Linked DNA regions of Homo sapiens: region 1 is linked to region 2. A link is an interaction called in ENCODE POLR2A ChIA-PET data of the cell type or tissue named here. Cell type or tissue: GM12878. All regions are shown on one strand.

Region 1 (2,500 bases), 310 kb after region 2:
GCCACTTGTCTAGTTATTTGATGTTTCCTCCAGGTAGACTGTGTGCTCCTGCAGTGCAGACATTCCATATCTTGTTCACCGTATCTCTGACGTCTACCTTGATAAAATTTTCCTCAAATTATTATGTTAGCTAATGTACTGCATTTTAACCCACATGACAGAAGGGATCCAAGGAGAGAGTAATCTGCATATAATCTAAATAGGGGTTTGGGCCAGTGGGTAAAGCCTGTGTTTGCATTTCCTGAGGAGATGGTTCTCCGGCAGCTGCCACAGATGCTCAGTTGTCTTGGTGCATCTCTTCGTGCAGTGAGTGGAGTAGAGACACCAGAGGATTGTTAAGTAACTGGTCCAGCCAGGGTCTTTGGCCAGTGGCCTTTCCAGGCAGTGTTCTGTTTTTAATTTAACTTCCTAGGTAGTCTTCCTCTTTTTGGGCAAACTCCCAAATGCCCACTAACTAGCTCTTTTGTCTCTGTAGCTATTATGTTTCTCGTGGCAAGTGGACACTCCAGGCTCCGATAAGCTGGATAACTTTGCATCAGTTTTGAGGAAATGTAAACAGAATGTCAGGGTGAGCCGTGTCGACTGGATCCAGAGTTCTGAGGGCATCTATTGTAGCCACGCTGAGAGGCCTTGTTTCTGACCAGTCTGAGTTGGATTCAATCTCTGTCCCGTACTGCAAGGTCCCATTGCAGTGTTCCCTATACCTACCATCATGGTCCCCCTTCTCTGTTATGTCTTTTTTTTTGAAACAGAGTTTACTCTTGTCACCCAGGCTGGAGTGCAGTGGCACACGCTCAGCTCACTGCAACCTCCACCTCCTGGGTTCAAGTGATTTTCCTGCCTCAGCCTCCTGAGTAGCTGGGACTACAGGCATGCATCACCACGCCTGGCTAATTTTTGTGTTTTTTTTTTTTTTTTCAGTAGAGACGGGGTTTTCCCATGTTGGCCAGGCTTGTCTCGAACTCCAGGCTTCACATAGTGGCTCCTCTCTATCTATTGCATGCAGATAATATGCCTGCCTCGGCCTCCCAAAGTGCTGAGATTACAGGCATGAGCCACTGCACCTGGCCCTATGTTATGTTTATTTCATATTTGACTTGAGAGAATCTGTTCTCCAGAAATTACTGTAATCTTTAGAGACACACACATGAAACATTTAAGTCATGATGCAAGGCAGTAGTTGATTGAATACTGACAAAGACTCCTTTGACCAAAACTTTAGTCACGCTCCTCCGGTCCTCCGCGTGAATGGGCACTACCTTGGGCTTCTCTTTGTATTATTGTTGAATCCAGTTGAAGCAAAAATCCTGTTAAAATCAGTTTAGGGAAAATTCTTCACCTGGGTATCTGACCACTCTGTCCTATCTTATCCTGGCCTGTCTTCAAGAATAATCCTATCAAATTAGCCATAAACCCCTTATCCTTGATATTTCTGTTTAGTAGTCAGTCTCCTATCCACCGGCCCCACCCTCCTCCTTGGTTATAAATCTCCACCTCTTTTGGAATCTGAGTTGGGTTCAATCTCCATCCCCCTCTGCAAGATCCCATTGCAGTGTTCCCTGTACCTACCACCATGGTCCCCCTTGAGTAAAATCTGCTTTACCATTTCTAACAAGTGTCATGAGGAATTTTTTTCAGTGATACTATTAAGGTAACAGTGCATTGAAAAGCAAGGTGAAAAAGTTCTAAAAGAGGAAGAAAGTTGAACTGAGCAGTACAGAATATAAGTGTTTGGAGTTGGAGTGGTCAGTGGCTTTGAGCTGAGCCCCAGAAAAGTGGTGGGATTAGGATAGGGAGCAAGGAGCAACAGGAGCAGCATTAGCAGAGAATGAGAACTGAAAGTAAGCAGAGTGTTCAGGGAAGAAGCCTGGCCCAACCAATGCAAGCTCTGGGTTTTGGGGCTTGCTAGAACAGATGCCTGAGTAAAGCTGTGAGAAGTCAGAAAACTTCATTTTTGGCTGGACACTTTGGACTTAGACCTATTTGTAATGTGGAATGGAGGGAGAGATCTGCATATAGTATTTTGATGAGGTTGCCTCATGGGGTGTAGTTAATTTGTTGTTTTAATAATTGGAAGTGGGAAGAGATCATAGTTTGGAGAATAGGTGTTTAAAGCTTTCTAGGTACAAGTAGTTGAAGGGCAAACCCACAGGGCATATGGGGACTTCAGAGAGTCATAACATTATGAATCAGTAAACCTTGGCAATTGGCTATAAGGTGAGAATGGATGTGTATGAAGATGCTACCCAGAGTAATATGCTGTGTTACACATATGTTGGTAAGTACGGTGCTCTGCCCCAAACATGCCCCTTTTTCTGGCTACCTCCTCTTTGTTCTTCAGGACTCAGCTCAGTCTTACCAGCCTCCTCTGACTCTTATCCACCTTTTGTATTCCTGTAGAACTCCGCATTTACCACTGTCAGGCACAAACAGTAGTGAATTTCCGTTGTTTTCCTGTCTGCCCAACTAGGCCAGAAGCTCTGTGAGGTCAGGGTTAGTA
Region 2 (2,500 bases):
TGGCCTTCGGAATTCTTTTGTTTATCACTGGGAATTCAAGTCCTGAAAGCTGCTAACTAACCATGAGGTCTGCTGGTTATACAAGCTGTTGGACCTCTTAAGGACGTTGACATAAGGACCACTTTCTGTGAAATAAGAATTAGTGGTTTAAAAAGAGTGCACTTAACAGTATCATGTAAGTATCAGTTTCTGTATGTCATTACTAGCCAGGCTTTTTTTAAAAAACTGGACTGTGCTGCCTTGTGTGTACATTTAAATGAGGCCCTTAAAGGGAAATCTGAGCAATGTCTTCAAACAAAGACTTATAATCAGAAGGGTCTTTTTAAAAAAAAAAAAAAAAAAGAATAACTATCTTCAGCAGACCTAAAACCAGGATGGAAAGGTGGATACTTCCCCACCTGGGCCCCAAAGCAGGGCCCTTCAAAATACTGAAGGTCCAGCATTCCCTGGGCAATTCTTCCTCCTTCTCTGTCCTCCCCACCCCCATCAATACCCAGCTTGCAGTGATATTCTTTTACCCTTTACTAATCTAATGCCAAACACATGTAGGTTCTATCCTGTTTCCAGGAAAGAGGTTTCCATGAATTGCCTCATCAGCCTTACTAATAGCTACAATATATGGAGCACTTTGTGCCCAGCACTCGATTCCTTTTATACTTGATCTCTTTTCATCCTTTCTTCACAATAGCCCCATGAGGTGGGTGCTATAATTATTTCTAATTTTACAGATAAGGAAACCAAAGCTCAGAGAGTCTGAGCAATTTGCTTAAAGTTGCTTAACAGCTGTATTAGCCTACTACTTATAATTCGACTACCTGTGTCCAAGGCTACATAAATTCAGGTCGCCTGACTCAAAGCTCTTATTCAACGTGCTAGCCTCCTTCCCACTAGATCTCATAAGATCTAGCTTGATCTCTAAGGCTCCATTCCAGCTTGGAAGAACTATGGTTCTTCTCCAGTGTCAGTTGTGTTGCTGTTCATGTTGTTTTCATGTAAAACAATGTAAGAAAGAGGCTGATAATCTCCCTCCATGAAACAGTTCTTCACACATTTAAAATCATCCATGGCTGATCATAAATGCTTCTCCAGAGAGTGAATGGTCATGGCTGGTGCAGAAGGGTAACACTCTGGAAAGGCGGATGTGAGACCTGGCAGCTCTGCCTGGGTACACATAGCTTAGGGCTGACAAGTGAGTCAGCAGAAGTGAGCAGACAATACTGCATTGGGTTTTAACGTGATGAGTCAGCCTTGCTATCTGGCCAGCTTCAGTGCAGCCCCCTGAAGTTTTAACAGAATATTAATTGCCCTTTCACTTCCCATTCCACACAGCTGGGTGGGATTGCTACCAGCCACACTGTTGAGAAGTTACACATTTTAGCCCAGCCTAGAAAGGTTTCCTGTGGTGGGTGAAATGACAACATGCACAAAGGTCAAACTCCAGATGTGGGAATCTGACCTTTTCTCCTCTTGGGGAAAACATTGCCTCATTATAATCTCAAAAGATTTTTGGTACAGGTTTAAGGCTAGAGTCTACTGAAAGATCCAAACTCCTCTAACATAGAGGATGCCAGCCTGTTTCATGTAAATTTATCCAAGGCTTTGAGACCACCTACAAAATTCCTGAGCCAAGGGACCAGGGAATGTAGGCGAATGTTTAGGCATTTCTGAAGGAGGGAGCTAGACCTAGAAGTTGCTGCTTGCTCCTAGAAGTTGGAAGGCATTTCAAGATGAGGAATGAGTTGTTTCTGGATTGATGCCTTCACTGGCTAGAAATGCCAGCGGGTGGTGGGAAGAGTACATGGCAGGATGATGAGGAGTTTCGCATTCATTCATTCATTTATTCATCTGTGTATTCATTTTACAAAAATTCATATCAGATTTGCAAAATTCACTCACAATACACTCAGAGATAATAAAAAATGTAACAACTTTTTTTATTAACTGGTGGAATATTTCTCTCAAATTTCCACCACTGGACCCCAGAGTGGGAATTCAATTTTAGCCCAATCTTGTAAACTTAGTTCCAATGTAATTATCTAGGTTGAGCTAAAAGTTTCTTTTCATCTTTCAGGTTTCCTCTTCATGCCTCTACTCCTATGCAGTTTGACCTCTCAGTGTGCAGCTGGTGATAGATGGAAACCCTTGTTCATAAGCTTTGTGGCACTGTCGGCAGGATGAGGGGACTTCTGGATCCTCACTGGTCACTGTGGCAGAGTGGTTGGTGTTGTCTGCTCCCTAGACAGGAACCCACTGAAGAATCTGACATTTTTTGATATGCTGGCATTCATTGTTACAGCCCATCATCCCAGCCATCAATCCAGGACATGGGGTCTGTGCCCACGGTGGGAAGGAGGAGGGGGAAGCTGGCTTTGTTCTGACGTTGGGCTTCTTCTGCTCCACCAGTACTTTCTGTGGGGGAAATAGGTAAAGAAATGGCTGTTCAGATGAGAAGATGTGTCAGTAAACTTTTGCTACAGTGATGCTGCAAAACAAATCACTG

Evidence for each region. ChIA-PET counts read pairs that join two places held together with the same protein. Peaks named below come from ENCODE experiments on the same cell type or tissue, not always from the same donor. Only the 100,000 strongest peaks of a DNase experiment are listed, where the experiment ranks them.
Region 1: POLR2A ChIA-PET joins it to region 2 with 10 read pairs; 9 of 35 experiments call an interaction of 5 or more read pairs at or near these places.

The regions. Positions count from the first base shown.
Region 1 is chr4:128,825,631-128,828,130 of GRCh38, forward strand. The region is part of intron 1 of JADE1 (jade family PHD finger 1); the gene reads left to right. Among named protein-coding and RNA genes, the nearest start is that of JADE1, 17 kb to the left of the region's middle. RefSeq lists an enhancer at 617-666. In GM12878, no CTCF peak of the experiment used is centred here; no DNase peak of the experiment used is centred here; H3K4me3 peaks cover 1,985 bases; H3K27ac peaks cover 2,443 bases.
Region 2 is chr4:128,516,685-128,519,184 of GRCh38, forward strand. LINC02615 (long intergenic non-protein coding RNA 2615) reads left to right here. Exons shown (of 9, transcript NR_125882.1): 9 at 2,072-2,500. Among named protein-coding and RNA genes, the nearest start is that of LINC03140, 53 kb to the right of the region's middle. RefSeq lists a silencer at 134-213, enhancers at 1,123-1,267, 1,182-1,943, 1,486-1,535 and a cis regulatory region at 1,190-1,200. In GM12878, no CTCF peak of the experiment used is centred here; DNase peaks (open chromatin) are centred at 217 and 1,277; H3K27ac peaks cover 1,556 bases.